2 separate regions of the Mus musculus genome follow, and region 2 is linked to region 1. The links are chromatin loops, found by intact Hi-C in ENCODE. Cell type or tissue: left cerebral cortex. All regions are shown on one strand.

What was found. Hi-C counts contacts between places; a loop is a spot of excess contacts. Peaks named below come from ENCODE experiments on the same cell type or tissue, not always from the same donor. Only the 100,000 strongest peaks of a DNase experiment are listed, where the experiment ranks them.
Region 2: a loop joins it to region 1, with 2.1 times the contacts of the local background. A loop is called at or near these places in 5 of 42 quality-filtered maps.

Annotation. Positions count from the first base shown.
Region 1 is chr19:4,094,234-4,102,233 of GRCm38, forward strand. It overlaps Cdk2ap2 (CDK2-associated protein 2), which reads left to right and starts at 3,118. Exons shown (of 4, transcript NM_026373.4): 1 at 3,118-3,274; 2 at 3,584-3,684; 3 at 3,772-3,904; 4 at 4,265-4,784. The coding sequence starts at 3,193. The coding sequence ends at 4,332. Pitpnm1 (phosphatidylinositol transfer protein, membrane-associated 1) reads left to right here and starts at 6,389. Exons shown (of 23, transcript NM_008851.4): 1 at 6,389-7,029. The coding sequence starts at 6,952. In left cerebral cortex, CTCF peaks have their summits at 1,180 (motif pointing right), 3,096, 4,977 (motif pointing right), 7,366 (motif pointing right) and 1 weaker place; DNase peaks (open chromatin) are centred at 748, 2,647, 2,979, 3,384 and 5 more places; H3K4me3 peaks cover 4,284 bases; H3K27ac peaks cover 4,313 bases.
Region 2 is chr19:4,200,513-4,208,512 of GRCm38, forward strand. It overlaps Rad9a (RAD9 checkpoint clamp component A), which reads right to left and starts at 1,091. Exons shown (of 11, transcript NM_011237.2): 1 at 971-1,091; 2 at 817-887; 3 at 417-545; 4 at 1-67. The coding sequence starts at 1,004. Gm30082 (a long non-coding RNA gene) reads left to right here and starts at 1,196. Exons shown (of 4, transcript XR_388289.3): 1 at 1,196-1,286; 2 at 1,615-1,726; 3 at 1,872-1,926; 4 at 2,026-2,728. It overlaps LOC102631992 (a long non-coding RNA gene), which reads right to left. Exons shown (of 4, transcript XR_003952884.1): 4 at 4,737-8,000. In left cerebral cortex, CTCF peaks have their summits at 1,316, 2,898 (motif pointing left), 4,555 and 6,671 (motif pointing right); DNase peaks (open chromatin) are centred at 1,200, 1,844, 2,034, 3,382 and 3 more places; H3K4me3 peaks cover 1,955 bases; H3K27ac peaks cover 3,685 bases.

The DNA.
Region 1 (8,000 bases):
GGTAGAGTTGGGGCTCCCTGGCCAGCCAGGCTAGCTGAAATGTGAGTTTCTGGTTCAATGGCATACGCCAACTCAAGGCAGAGGGGCAAACAGCAGTAGATGAGAACACCGGATACTCTCTTCTCTGGTCTTCTCACTCCTCAGTCATTCACATGGACTTGCACCCACACATTCCCACACATGTAACACACACACACACACACACACACACACACACACACTGAGGCTGGGGAAGGGTTCCCCTGACAAACAGGCCAAGAGGCCTTTGCCAGCTTCCCCCGAGTGATCAGAGTCTGGTCTTTAGTAGGCAGGCTGCAGCTGTCTGCTCTAACCTCCTTCAGGACACACCCTGTTCCTCAGGGAGGATCCACTCTGGAAAGAAGAGGAACATCTAGATCGCTTCAGTGTGTTCAGCCCACTCTCACCTCCCCAGATGTTCAGAGCTGGATGCCGGTGTGTTCCCTTAAGCTCACATGTGCACCCCTACTTCCCCCTGTGGCTGAATCTGGAGGTAGGTCCCTAAGGAAAAAGTGAAAATTAAAGGTCAAAGGACAGGGCCCTTATGTAGAAACACTGTGTGAGGCCGGGAAGAAAGCCCACAGCAGGGACCCAGGACGCTGGTACTCCAACCTCAGACTTTTAGCCCCTAAGCTGTGCAAAAATAATCTCAATTTAAACTATTCAGTCCATGGTGTTTTGTTTCCTTTGGATATTACTCAACCCCAAGCAATGAACATATGGAGCAAGGGAGAAAGCAGGAAGGCTTAAGGCTGAAAGGAGGGGAACTGAGACATTCCTGAACGGAGTGTTTTACAGTAGCTCCTCTTCACACACTCCCACCCACCTACTGGAGTCTTTCCCACCATGCAGTCCTGCTGGCACACATGGGGGTTGTCTTGGGTGACCTGACCGGGGCACTTTTATTTTTGTTTATTTGGGATAGGCTGGTGTTGAGTTCTTGATCCTCCAGCCTCCTTGAGGTTACACACTCTCACCGCCATCCCAGGGCCTTAATTGTGAATTAGAGAATTCTAAAAAGGCATGATTAAATGCCAGGTTTTGTTTTTTTTGTTTGTTTGTTTGTTTTTTTGTTTTTAATTTGAGATTTGTTTGGGTTTTTTTTAAAGATTTATTTACTTTATATATCTTGAGAACACTGTAGCTGTCCTCAGACACACCAGAAGAGGGCACTGGATCCCACTACAGATGGTTGTGAGCCACCATGTGGTTGCTAGGAATTGAACTCAAAACTTTTGGAAGAGCAGTCAGTCTTAACCACTGAACTATCTCTTCAGCCTTTTGGTTTGTTTTTTAATAGTCTTTTAAAAGGAGATTTATGGGCTGGAGAGATGGCTCAGCGGTTAAGAGCACTGATTGCTCTTCCAGAGGTCCCGAGTTCAAATCCCAGCAACCACATGGTGGCTCACAACCATCTGTAACAAGACCTGATTCCCTCTCCTGGTGTCTGAAGACAGCTACAGTGTACTTACATATAATAAATAAAATAAGTCTTTAAAAAAAAAAACAGGGAGATTTATTTAGCTGGGAGTGGTAGTGCATGCCTTCAATCAAAGCATTCAGGAAGAAGAGAGAGGATCTCTGTGAGTTTAAGGCCAGCCTGGCCTACATATTGAGTTCCAGGTTAGCTAGAGCTAGATAGTGAGACCCTTTCTCAGAAAAAAAAAAAAAAAAAAAGTCTAGGGTGTTTTCTCTGACTGTACGTTTGTGTACTACCTGCTTGCTAGGTGCCCACTGAGAACAGAAAGAGATATTGGGCCCCCTGGAAATGCAGTTACAGATGGTTCTGAGGCACTTTATGTAAATGCTTAGAATTCTAACCTGGGTCCTCTGGAGGAGCAGCCTGTCCTCTTACCTGCTAAGCCATCTCTGCAGTCGCTTTTTTAAAAAGTGAGTTGAGGGCTAAAGCAGCAGTTCTGCAGACATATATGCAGACAAAACACTCGTATACATAAAATAGTTTTATTTTAATTTTAAAGTGAATTGATTTCAAGGAAATAGGAACTAGATGGCCAGACCCAGGTGGGAGTTTCATTAATGACGTCAGAACAATAATCAACCATGCTTCAACCCATATGGGGCTGGCTCTCATCTCTATTTCTCTACCCACTTCCAAGTTTACTTTCCAGGTATTACTGTCTTCATGTTTCATGAGAAAACGGAAACCTATTAGGGCAAGAAACTGGCGTGTGACTGTAATCCTTTAGCATTTCCGAGACAAGAGCATCAGGAATTCAAGGTCACCCTCCCCTACCCGGAGAGTTCGAGTTCTGACTGGGCTACTTGAGACCTTGTCTCAATCTCATCCCACCCGCCAAAAAGAGTCCAGGAGGAAACCATTAATGAGGTGTTGAGATTCCAGCCAAGGGTCTTGACCAGGGTCCTGACTTGACCTAACGCAATTCTTGATCTATGATGCTCTATCATTGTCTGTGGAGAGAGTAGGGGACTTAGGGTTCAGTGTCGAGCAGCGTCGTTGGCTGCCTTGGACCCACCTGCCTAGACCGAAGATTCAAACCAATCCAGAGAAGGAGCTTGGTAATGACTTTGGTGAGGGAACCGTTGCCATGGGAACAAATACAGGCCTGAGGCGCGCACATGCGCACAGCCGAAGGGGGGGGGACACGGAACCAGTGAAAGGTGACGTAAAACGCTCGGGGTAGGGCGGAGTGCTCACACTGTGGGAGCCGTGGCCTTGGGAGTTCTGAGCGGAGGGAAGTCGCGAAGCGGTGAGGACGAAGTGTGTTCGGCGGCCCGCCACACACCACCGGAGCAAACCGCGGGGACCAGACTGGCCCGCTGCCGAGGCCCCGCCTCTTGGACCTCGGGACTAATCGGATTGAAAGCGCGCCGGCCCCGGGCCCCGAACTCGCCAATTGAGGAGGACGACTGTCACCGCCCAATCCGGGGCAGACAGGTGCGAGGTCCGGAAGGTGGAGGCCAATCGGCAGCGGTTGCGCCCTGCGGGGGCAAGATTCAGCCAATGAGGAGGCTCGAGTGACAGCTGAGCGCGCCAATCGAGAGTGAGGACCGATCGTGCCCGCCCACCCTTCCGGCCGGAGCTCTATTTACCAGGGGCGTGCAGCTCGCTTGCCAATCAGAGTGCGGCTGAGCTGCCGGACAGCCAACCCCAGAGGAGCGGCCGGCTGGCGGCCGCCGCACTGAGGAGTTGGGATGTCCTACAAACCTATCGCGCCCGCCCCCAGCAGTACCCCGGGCTCCAGCACCCCCGGGCCAGGCACCCCGGTCCCTACAGGTGAGGCTCCAACTCCATCCTTGTTCGCCTTGTCCGGGCAGTCGAGGTCTTGGAGAGAAACCGCTCGAGTTTTGCAATCCGGGGCCTGCTAGACGAGCCTGGCTCAGCCTCAGTTTGCTGGCCTGAGAAGTGGGCGTGGTCACGTAGAGCTTGTAGGTGGAGCGCAGGGGGGAGGAGTGTGTCTCCGAAGTTGTTCAGAGTGGAATGAAGAAGCATGCCGTTGGAGGTTAGTCAAGGGAACAGTCCTGGGCTTGGAAATCTGTGACGAGGCCCTTGTCACACTCTGACCTCTTGCTGGTGTCGTTGCAGCCGGGAGTGTCCCATCGCCATCGGGCTCAGTGCCAGGAGCTGCCGCACCTTTCAGACCGCTGTTTAACGACTTTGGTCCGCCCTCCATGGGGTATGTACAGGTGAGTGTGGCCAAGAGCTTGCTTATGGCTGAGGACAGGAGATCCCCTCGGGGTCTGAGATCACGTCTGTATTTTCTTTTGACACAGGCGATGAAGCCACCTGGTTCCCAGGGCTCTCAGAGCACCTACACGGACCTGCTGTCTGTCATAGAGGAGATGGGCAAAGAGATCCGGCCCACCTATGCTGGTAGCAAGAGTGCCATGGAGCGCCTGAAGAGAGGTAAGTGAAGCCACAGGCCTGCCCTTGCTCTGCCCAGGACACAGACACTGAACTTTAAGACAGTTCAGTAAGGATGGAGGATATCTAGAGTCAGGACAGGACATTTGGGCCAGCCTCGATTGGAACAGAACGTGTACCTAAGGAGGGGTTTTAAATGAACTTTTCCATTTTCAAATGAGTCTGTTTCCAAGAAGGTGCCTGGGAACTCGGATTAGCCAACCCTTAATCCCATCCATCCTCATTAGATTAGAGGTGCTCTTGCTGAACCATGGAGCGGTGGGGGAGTGTCTGCTCTGAAGGGTGGCTGTGGACTGTTTCTGGGGCCCTGTTTATTACTTCCCCATCCTCACCGCACCCCAGGCATCATCCACGCTCGGGCACTAGTCAGAGAGTGCTTGGCAGAGACAGAACGCAATGCCCGCACGTAACAGGAAGCACCTTGACCTCCTCGCCGGGACCTTTCTGGCCACTGCAGAGCGCCTGCTTCTCCCTGGCCTTCGCGCCCCAAGTTGCTTCCTATCCTGGGCTTCCTGTCCTGTGTCCCTTAGTGGGCACCCTCCAGGAACCAGGTAGCAGATCTTCGTCCAGTTGGCTGTACAAACTGGTCTCCTCCCTCTGTGGGAGTGCTGGGAGGCCACTGGGAGTCCCTTCCATGACCTGCTCACAGTGCTGATCTGACGGGAGCTTGCTCCTCTCTGTGGCCCCACCACACAGCACTTACTCCTTAACTCTTAGCCCAGGCCACCTCCTGCCTCTTCAACAGGAGTGCAGAAGACCTTCCTGCCTCATCTCTGGGGCCACAGCCGACTCTTTTTTTGGTGTGTCTTTTACTAAATATGTCCTTTTTGTATAAATAAAAGATGCTTTGGAGTCATTCTCTCAGCCTTTCTGTGTGTGGTTCCTCTGGGGAAGCCTGAGTGGGCAGAGGGGAAGGGCAGAGCAGGAACTGGGAAGGGCGCTTGAACCGAGCTTTGCCTTCCCATCTTGTCCATTGCTACCTCCAGCTCTGCGCCTTGCAGCTGAAGGCCAGACAGAACACCAATGATGTCTGCATAAGGAGGTGCCACCAGGGGGCAGCGTAGGGCTTGGCTGCCTTCACAGCTGGAGGCACTATTGGACAGCCGGAGCCTAAAGGGCCCTTCCTGTAGATTGGCAGGCATGCCTGGCAGGGTGGAAATACCAGTTCACTTAAGCCTCTCCCGTGAACGTCCTAATGCCCCTACACCAGCTCCGCTTTAAAACCATCCTTGGAAGGCTCTAAATACACCGGGTCCCTGACTCCTAAGGGAGGCAGTTAGAGGCTCCTTCCCCCCCACCCCCAGCACCTTGGCTTGATGCTGCTATCCACTGTCCTGACAACTTCCACAAGGCTGGGTGTGGCTCCATGAGCCAGCCCCGGGTGTCTCGGCCTTTGTACAGAGTCGGAGCAGTTAGATGGGTGTCCAAATTTGAGAACCTAGCAAACATAGTAGGGAAGGACTTGGGCTTCATTAAGGGGATGGCCTCTACCTGGGCATGTAGCTAAGTAACCGTGAAATGCCAACCTAGGCAGAGGCAATTGAGAACTTCCAAATTCTGGCTAACTTTGGGGTACAACATTTCCTCTAACCTGGGCTCCCCCTAGGTCAAATCCCACCTCTTCAAAGCACACAGGAGGGCTGCCCTGACTGGGCCTGGGTGGGAAATGAAACCAAGAATTCTTGGGGTGTCCAGACAGCACAGAAATAAAGAACTGGAATTTGGGGCCCGGCCTCTTCCCCGTCTGTCTTGGAGAAGGAAAGCAGGGGCCAGCCTTGCTGCGCCGCGGGCGGGGCTGCCCCGACCCTGCCGGGGTGGGGAGGACCAGCCGGGCCCAGGAAAGGGGCGGGGCAGCTGCAGTGACGCGGCGGGGAGGGACAGCAGGGGCGCCGGCGGGCAGACCGGGAAAAAGGTCGGGGCTATGGGCCGGCTCCGCGCCTCCAGAGGGTCGGGCTCCATCTGGAAACCGAGGCCGGGACTGGGGGCACAACGGACTCCCACCTTGGGGTCGACCACCCCTGCCCCGGTTGGGTGAGGGGCGCCCACCAGAAGCTAGAGGTGAGCGGGGACGTCGGTGAGCGGGCGGGTCAAGAGCACGTCTGGCGACAGGGACAAGGAGCTGAGGGAAGTGAGGACAGAGGGCCTCTCGCCTGCCCGCTGGGTGCAAGGTGGGGGTGGAGGGGTGTCTGCAGCGGAACTGTGGCGCCATGCCGGGACGCAGGTGGGCAGAGTGGGCCTCCCAGGGCGGAGGCCAGAGGGATACCAGTGGACCGCTCCTACACCAGCCTGGAATGGGCAACCTCGTGGGAAGATGATGGGGTGGCTGTAAGGACGAATGGAAACTCAGCGAAAACCAAGGGTACATACAGTTCAGGAACCGGGTACCTTCTAGGGTGGTAAAAGCAGGTTTTGGGAGGGGGGGACGGACGGAGGTTTTGTTTTGTTTTTTTCTTCTGGCACCGTAAGGTAAGTTAGTATTAGCAGAGTTGCAGAGGCCCATTGGGGGTCGCTTCCTGAAAGATATCTTGGCGGACAAGGGTCTAGGTGAACGTCTAGGAGTGGAGTACACAGAACCCCACCGACTTCAGGGGATGAAATGGTGAAGGGGGCGGGTCCCTAAGGTTCTGGTCTTGGAAGCCAGGCGCGGCCCGGAGGGATGCTGTTTCGGGATGCGACCTCGGTGCAGACGCGAGGATGGCCTTGCGGCGTGTCGGCTCGCGTCCGCCGCTCTGGGGGGCCCGCGTCAGCGCGCGGTTGCCATGACGACAGGCAGGCGGGGGGCGGGGGCTGCGTGGAAAAGAGGTCAGCTCTGAGCCTTTCTACTGCTCTGGGCTCCGCGGTGCGGGAGGCAACACTGGGTTCGCCTCTGCCTCCCCCGCGGCGGGCCCGGCCATGGGGTTCCGCGGCCCGAGCCCCTCCGCAGGCGTGCAGGGCTCAGTACCGCGCACCACCGTCCTGCACTGACTGCCGCGCGGTACCCTGCGCTAGGAGGAGCAGAGGCCGCACGCGGTCAGCGGAGCGTCTTCAGGATGCTTATCAAGGAGTACCACATCCTGCTGCCCATGAGCCTGGACGAGTATCAAGTGGCCCAGCTCTACATGATCCAGGTGAGAATGGCGGGGAGGTCTGTAAAGGAGCCATGCTTCATGGTAGAGTGAAGAAGAAATTCACAGGCCTCAGGGGGATAGTCCCGCTGGATTCCCCCACAACCAGTTCCGTTAGTGGGTTCTGTAGCCCATAAGAGGACAGAGAGACATCCTCTTTGAATAATCAAGCAGAAGGGTGGGACAGAGGGGCAGAAGGGCAAGGAAGGCCAACGGGTGCTTTCAATCCATTAAATGCCCAGCCTGCACAGCCTACATATGGTCTCCTTTAATCCTAAGAATCTGTAATCCCATGGGGGAAGGGAATGCAGTCTATGAGGAGACCAGGGAGCCAGGCCCACTAGGTGGCAGGTAGCTTAATCAGGGGTTCTGGGGGAAAGTGAATTCTGGCATTCCCGGGAGATCAGAAAAGAGGCGCATGGATCAGGGCCTCAGACTGTGGCAGGAACAGACAGGGCAGGCAGGAACTAGATGGTGAGGACGGACATCTGGCCTTTGGCTGTTGAGAGACATGCTGGATCAAGGCAGGCTAGCGGGGCTTCAAGGGGTCTGAGCCAGGTTTGTTCTTCGGACCTATAAAATCTACATCTAGGAGGAGAGAGGGCCATATCCCACCTCGTGGGGTCAAGTGGGCCACACCTGGGCTTCAGAACTATGAAAGGGCAACCAGAGGCTCTCACACACTGACAGACGTCACAAGAGCTGGGAATGAGGTTCCAGCGGGACAGGGCAAGGCAAGTCTGTTGAGAGGTGGTCTTGTTGCTATTCCTTGAAAATACTCGTCATACCCCTCCCTACCAAGTTTGTACACACTTCTCTGCCTCCAGCCCCCTGTGTGCACACATACCACATATTCAAGCCATGGCCATGTCCTCTCAGTGATCTGTGACCCTCTGTGGCATTTAGACCCCAGGTCTTCACCCTTGCTGACCCTTCCTTTCCTCGTGGCACTCACCGCCTTCCTGTTTTGTATC
Region 2 (8,000 bases), 110 kb after region 1:
GGGAGATACAGCACTTCTCCACAGACTTCTCCACAATTGCCAGAGAGCGGAAGACGGACAGGAAGGCCTGGGCAGGGTAGGACATCAGTCTGGCACACTGCTTCCACGGCCCAGCTCTACATCCCATGTAGGCCCTGGCCCCATCACTGGCCCCACAAAGCTGTGGTGTCTGCACACTCCCATGCTGCCTTGCCCATGCTGGTCTCTTTGCTGGGAAGGGCCACTAACCTTTTCTTGACCAATGTCACCACCCTCTCCACAGATCTTAGATAGCCCTCTACGGTCTAAACATCTTTACCTCACTGCATGTTGCATGGAATAGCTCCCATATGAGACTAACTCCCTAGTCAAACTCATCATTTACTGAGTACCTGGCACAGAGGCACAGCTGTGGAGCTGCTTCAGGTGGCCCTTACCTTCATCAGGATCTTACAGCGCAGCAGGTCCTGACCAGGGGAAGCCGCCTGGTACTGCTGGAAGAAGAGTGGGGCAAAAAGGAAGCAGGCATAGGCAGAACGGGACGAGTTCACAGTCCGTAGGGAGAGCTGAGACACAAAAAGCAGGCAAAATTGCTTTTCCCTTAAGTTACTTTAGCCCCACCTTGCCTGCCACTAGGCGTTCTAGGAAGAGCAAGTACCCTCTGTATAGACATGCAGCCTCAGAAGACTGGGCCCAAGCCGATGTCCGAACAACCCAAGAGATAATAAACTGCGCCGGAATATCTGTCCACCATCCCTGTAAGGCCGAATGAACACCAAGCCTAGGCTCCCCATTCACCATTGAATCCGCCCCCATCCCTGCGTCCCAGTCCCTTACCCCGTCCTTCAAGGGTTCCAGATAGAGCTCGTCCCCGATTCGGGATAGCGAATGGACAGCCTTGCCCAGCACTGCGGGGAGGAGAACAGAAAGTGGTTAGGGGGACTCCTGGGGCTTGCTCACGTGGTCTGCTGCAAGGTAGGTCCAAACTTACCCTTCACGTTGCCCCCGGTGATCAGGCACTTCATAGTACATAAGCACAAAAATCGAGCTTGTTTTGCACACGAACCGGGACGGGATAGGACATATAATGAGTCCCAGCAGCTACTACGACTGCCTAAAGTTCCCTTCCCGCGCACCGTCCCCTCCCCGCTGCCGGCCTGGCCTCCGCTTCCTTATTGGTTCACCCGGGGTTTCTCCGTCACGTGAGAAAAACGTTCCTAAGCTCGGTGTCACGTGATCTAGTCGGTTCATTGGGTGTGGCCCGGGTCACGTGACTGCGGAGGGCTTGCTCCTGTGTCCTTCCTCAGGTCTGATTCTCCCACCCGAACCCGAGCCCTGCACACCCTGCAGAGCTCTGCAGCTCCACTGGGCTGCACTGGGCATAGGTGAAGGGCATACTAGATGGAGGAGCAAGGTGTCTGCACCAAGGATCGAGCTCTGGACCAGAGCCCTAACGTGGGAAGTGTAGACCCTCCCGGGTCGCTAACTTTAGTGTGTGGGGTTACAGGGTCAAATCAAGATAGTCCGCGCTCAATCTGGGCTGGGGATTCTGTTGTGGCAGCAACCACCAGCTCCCCTCAAAAAACGTAACTCGCTTCAAGAGCGATGAGAAGGGGCTGTTCATTTTGCTTTCAGGATCCTTCACTGACCTTCGTAAATACATGGAAAGATGAGAAGGTTCTGGGACAGAAAAGGGTGGAAGGATGGACTTGTCAGAAGGAGGGGCAGAAGCAGAAGCACAATGGGGGTAGGCGAATATGGGTGAATGGGGTGTCCCGAGCCTTGTGCGGTAAGGGGTGGGGAGGCAGAGCTGAAGGGATGAACTGGGAAGCCCTGGGAAGGCTTAAGTACTACGCGGGGTTTGGTTTATGTACATTTTACCAATTACCCAGACAGTGTGGAAGGATGAAGATTTTCAGCTGGGACGCATTCACCTTGCTCTGGGAGGTAGTTCAAATGCCTAGAGCAACCCTTGCCCATCCCCCTGCGGGCCTGTGGGTAGTGGGGAGGGTGTGTTTGTTACCTAGCCCCTCTTTGTTTTTCTAGGCTCCTCTCCCTCTCCAAGTGCTTCTTTCCTAGAGCCTCCGGGGAGGAGGCGGCTTTCCCTTTCCACATCCAAGGCAAGCTGCATACAACGCAGAGGTGTCCAGTTCTCTGTTAGACTGGGAGTTAGGGGATTACCAGCATCCTCTCCTCCTCACTTGCTCACGTCTTCGGTGGATTCTGGCTGCTTCATTTCCCAAACAGATGGCAAAGTGGCCCTCCTTCTGTCTCCACTGTCCTCCTTTCACTGTCCAGACACAGTCCTCAGTGACCCGCCCCCCCCCCCCCCCCCGGTGGGCTTAACTCTCCTGGCAAAGTCCAGTCTCTTGATCAGGAACTTTGAGGATCCAGGTCCCACAGAGGTCTTCACTGTCTCCTACCCCACATGATCACCTATCTCCATAGCCCTGCCAGGCTCTTAGCGGCCACTCTGGCTGCTTCCAAGGCTGTAGCCTGCTTCTCCCATGCTGACTTCTCTTCCTGGGCTCAACAGCAAAGGTTCCCTCAGCAGAGAAAACCCTAGGCTTTGAGCCATGGTGTGTCCCAGTTTCCTCTGTGTTTAATATTTGTGCTTCCTGCTGTTGTGGCTGCTGCATGTGGGCAGGAACTGCTTCTGTTTTGTTTATTGCTCTGTGTACTTCCCACCCAGCCTAGGATCAATAAATAGGTGTTGAGCCAGGTATGGTGGCTCATGCCTATAATCCTACCACTAGCGACTCGAGAACTTGAGAGGCCAGCCTGGGCTATATAGCAAGACCCTGTCTCAAAAAAATAGAAAAAGGAGGGCCTAGAGAGATGGCTCAGTGGTTAAGAGCACTGGCTGCTCTTCCGGAGGACCTGAGTTCAATTCTTAGCAACCACATGGTGATCTGATGCCCTCTTCTGGCATGCAGTACAGATAGAGCACCCATATAAATAAAAGAAATACATCTTTTTAGAAAGAAAGAAAGAAAGAAAGAAAGAAAGAAAGAAAGAAAGAAAGAAAGAAAGAAAGAAAGAAAGGAAGGAAGGAAGGAAAGGAAAAAGTTAAGTATGTGGCACAGTTTAACCAGGCTGCTCCACCCTCCACCTCTGCCCACAGCACCCCCTCTCCTGATAACTCTACTCTCCCATGCTTAGCCCATGTTCGCACAGGTTTGTAATCTCAGGTTCTTGGAGGGCTGGGGTGGAAAGATTGAAAATTCAAGGCCTATTGAGATGACAGAGAACGTTCAAGGCGAGCCAGGCGGGTGGGGGGGGGGGCATAAGCTGCTTCTGTGCGGCCTGAGGACAGGAGCTCCGCAGCCAGCAGCGGGCCCAACAGGAAGAACCCCGAAAGCTGCCCGCTGACGCCCACAAGCACTCCACGGAAGGGCTGCCAATCTCACACACACTAATAATAGATGTAAGAAAAAATAAAGGGCTGGAGTGTAAATCTGAGTAGAACACATATCTAACATTCAAAAGCCCTGGGTTAAACCAGGCCTGGTGGGGCACTAATTTAATCCCAGGAGAGGCAGAGGGGTCTACAGAGTGAGGGAGTTCCTGGGCAGCCAGAGCTACACAGAGAAACCCTGTCTCAAAAACAAGCAAGCAAGCAAGCAAATCCCCAGTGCTTCCTGTTTCTTCTTCTTAAGATATCCTCCCACCCTACCCAGGACTGGGTGAGATCTTAAAACATCCTCCACTTCCTCCCCTGTCCCCTGCCTGAGCAGCCAGGCTGTCTCAACAGGAGACAGAAGGCGAGGCTCCCTGGAAGACAGAAGGCTCCCTGGAAGCAAAGGAGACGGCTGCTGATTGACCTGTTCTGTCCCTGACATACTGGGTGTTAAGGTGCTATTCTAGTGTATATGAGGTCGTATATACTAGGAGAAGGAGAAAGGATACTTTAGAGTGATCACCCTCCTGTTTTCTCACTCAATGCCAGAAACCTGTAGTACACTGGACTGCGGAAGGTAAGGAACAGGATGCTCGCCCAGACTCCCTCCAACCTGACACTTAAGATCCTGAAGGGTTTCCCTGGGGTGTAATCCTTGCAGACAAACTCTTCTAGGGTCTGTTCCCTGCCCCATTCCTGGGTTGTGAGTCTAGTATGGAGCTTTCCAATCCACCATTCTGTCTTGCAGTTAGCACATCCAGTCATGCAAGTTTACCCACAAGCACAGTAAGAGGGGGAGGGAGCTGGGACCCACGGGAGACGTTATTATGTTGAGTGGGAGATGGATCACCCAAAGAGGGCTTGGGTCCATCCTGAAAGTAGAGCAAAATGTGAGTCCAGCTCTGTGCACAGATGGCCTGGAGCAGGCCAAGGCCCCTCTGCACCTCCATTTTTCCCTCAAATGCAGTTGCAAGAGATGATGGGATGACCTCAGGATTCAACCCCCAAACTTACGGTGTTCACCTCACCCCATGTTGGAGGCAGCTTCCTACAAAGGTTCATTTGCTTTGTGTAAATGTAAGTGTATCTGGGACGGTGATGAAGGGTGGCTGCCACTGCAAACCCTCAGAGGCATCCTCTTGCCGGGACCCAATTCCTTCTAGAACCACTTCCCCCTAGCTGTTTAGGGCTGAATCACATCACAGGGAGCCCAAAGCTGGGACTTGGTGCTCAGCCATCCACTGCATCAACACATACAGCACACATTGGGTGCAATTTTCCAAGTTTGGAACAGAGACAAGATAAAGCTCCCTGATCTCCGAGTATGGTGTGTAGGTGCTACAGGGAGGACAAAAGGATACTGGGAGAGGAGAGGGGAGGGGAATGCTGGGAGAAGAGAGCCTCCTCTAGAACAGCATGTCCAGGTAGGGCATTTGCCTGAAGACCTGAGGAAGGGAGCTACAAAGTGAGAGCCACGGCTCTGGGGCTGGGTTGGGAGGGTCACACAGGGCAGCTGACAAAGAACAAGGCACTACAAGTCATTGTGAAGCTGCACCTTGGGGAAAGGCAGGAATCTATGGCTCTGGGAATATGCTGTCACGTGGGAGTTTTGACAAACTGGCGTAAATAGCAGAAGTGCAGAAGAGTTTGGAGAGTTGGGGTTCACCTGGGTTTGTCTTGGTATAGGCTGTAGATACGGCATTTGTGTGCTTACTCTGGGGTAACCAAGTAGACATGGCAGCTCTGAGATGTTGGGGCACTAGGAAGGGAGAACACCATTTGGCCTGCCTGTGACGCACGTGTAGCACACCAGGTGCTGCCAGCCCCCGCTGCCAAGCCCTGCCCAGGGTTTCTTGTTACCTGGCATCTGCCCCATCAATCAGAGCGATGTTTGGCACGTACCATTAGTTTGATGAATCTATGCTGAATAAGTGAAGAACAAAGATTCAGAACCTTTGCAAGACTTGAATTCTGGCTCCATCCAAAGTTGTGTGAAAATGGGCATTAGGCTGGTGGGTTTTTTCTTCTTCTTAGAGGTGGGGTTTCTCTGTGTAGCCCTGGCTGTCCTGGAACTCACGCTGTAGACCAGGCTGGCCTCGAACTCAGAAATCCGCCTGCCTCTACCTCCCAAGTGCTGGGATTAAAGGCGTGCGCCACCACTGCCCAGCTAGGCTGGTGCTCTTAAAGTCTGAATTTTCTAATGTATAGACTGGAGGTACTCAGGGTCACTCCTTTGATGAGCTACCGTGAAAGTTTATTTAGTTCATGTGTACAAAGCTCTTTCAATCTGCTATTGCAATGATGGTATCCTATCTGCTCAAACTGTGTAGTCCATCCTTACTGTAGCCTAAGAATCAGAGAGGGCAACAGAGCAGACCATCAGATTAGTCCAGGATGAAGGGATCCTGGAGGAAAGTCTCCCCAGGAGAAGGTACAGAGAAAGGCATGGAGCCCACAGGCTGGAGAACCTTCTATGACTGTGTCTGGGACAGGAGGAAGAAGCAGCCCTTGAGAGCAGCTAAGAAAGCAGGCTGCTGCTCTTTTGAGCCACTATGTGGTCCTTCCATTCTGGGTTTTCGCTGGTCCTGAGCCCCCAGAGCAGGCAGGATGGTAGTGCTTATGTCTTTCAGGGTCTTCTGGAGGTTCCCATGGGATAAAGATATGGCCACACTCTAGACACACAGACACAGTGCACACACGAGGGACCAGGACTTTTCAGTCTGCAGGGCTGGAGGTAGAGGGAAGAAGGAATGGAATTTTTCAAACCCACAGGGGGATGGAAAGGGGGAAGCTCAGCTTGTTCACCAAAACCTGGCATGCTGGAGTTACAGGGCCCCCTTGGAGTGCAAGTGAGGTAAGTTTAGGACAAATCAAAGGCAGCATGCTTCACCCAGCAGGGGAGGACAGCGATGGAACTCATTACCCCAAGATGTGGTCCCGGTTGGAAATATAAATAGCTTCACAAAAGGTTTAGATAAATCCACGGATGACAGCTCCATTCATGAGTTAGAAGGGAAAAGAGGCTGTTTGGGGGCCCCCTGGGCAGGCATCAGGGAGGCAACCTGACCTCCCTAAAGACCACCCCTTGGGGGTCCTGTTAAAGACAATACCATTGCCACAGGAATTCCAGAAGGTGACAGAGTTTCTGTGGACCAGGATATGGCCCGAGTCCCCTGTCTCCTGAATGTTCCCTACACTTAACCAGCCACCGCTGGGGAGACATGGACATCAACCAGCTCTAGGGAAAGCAGGTTGGCCAGGCTGTCCCCCTATGGGACCAGCAGAGGGAGACAGACACCACATCCAGTCCCAGATCCCAGGGCAAATCCAGGGTGGCTGGCCTGACCCTGGGTCAAGCATGCATCTGTGGGTACCAGTCTTGATTCCTGTCTTATTTTAGGTCCCATAAGAGGAAACAAGGCAAAAAAGGTGTCATTCCAAGGTTTTCTTGTGGACATGAAGGAGCTTTCAGGATATAGAGACAGAATGGGGAAGGATCACAGATTAAAAGCAGGGTTGCTTTAGAGCTAAGTTGCCTGCCTCTATGATCTTAAGCAAGTTGTACAATTTGTGCTTTGGATTCCCATGTGATAAGGTGGCACCTGCAATAGCACCCGCCTCAGGTGGGCTGTGTGAGACTGTCCGTGGGGAGGATTTAATTTTTAATGTGTAATTAATTAATTTTTTTTTTTTTTTTTTTTTGCACTTCCAGGCAGGTAAGTAAGCAGCAGCGGCATGTGGGAGACTAGAGGATTCTTGAATCTCCTTGGAGCTCTGCAATTTGCAAAGCCTTTGCTTCACTGTTTCATGTGAGCCTCACCACAACTCTGAGGATTTTGTGAGGTGGAGAGGGTCACTTGTAGCTGGTGGATCTGGGCCTCCACTCTACCCAGTGCAGAGGATAGAACTCAGAACCCTGCTTGTGCATGCTCAGCCACTGCAAATCCCAGTCTGGAATTTCTGATAACAAACCCCCTGATGGATCGATCTGTCCAGAGTCCTTGTTGGGTCAGAGGTTGAGGAAAGGCTGGTTCCGGGCACTCTGGTCTGCGCTGAAGCATCCTAGCAAGCTGCCCACATGTCTAGTCAGTATTAAAGTCACCTTTCCATGTGGCCCTGGAAGGCAGGCTGTGTCTAGGTCTACATTTGACTCAGCAGCTGTTTCGGGAAGCCTTTGGGAGGTAACAGGACTGCACAGACATGGGTACCAGTTCCTCCCAGCTCTATACTCTTCTGTTGGCCATGCAATTCTCTCTGACCAGTCAGGGGGGTCGCCCTTGACCCTCAAGCCTCGCCATGCCCTCAGCCCCTGTTTCACTATCACTGTTCTGTTCTGGGACAGGAAGGCTCTGAGAGCCCTGACTCACACACAGTGCCTCTGCCTCCTCAGTGCGGGATGAACTGTGTTCCTCACTGTTGTTATGTTGTTGACTCTGTTTGTTTGTCTGCAGTGCTGGGGACCAGACTCAGGGCCTCATGGACCAGGGGAGCACTCTGCCGCCGAGCTCCCCCCAGCTCCAGTTCCTATTGTATTTATGCAGACCCCTCGATTAGGAACCACCAGGGGAGCACTCTGCCGCCGAGCTCCCCCCAGCTCCAGTTCCTATTGTATTTATGCAGA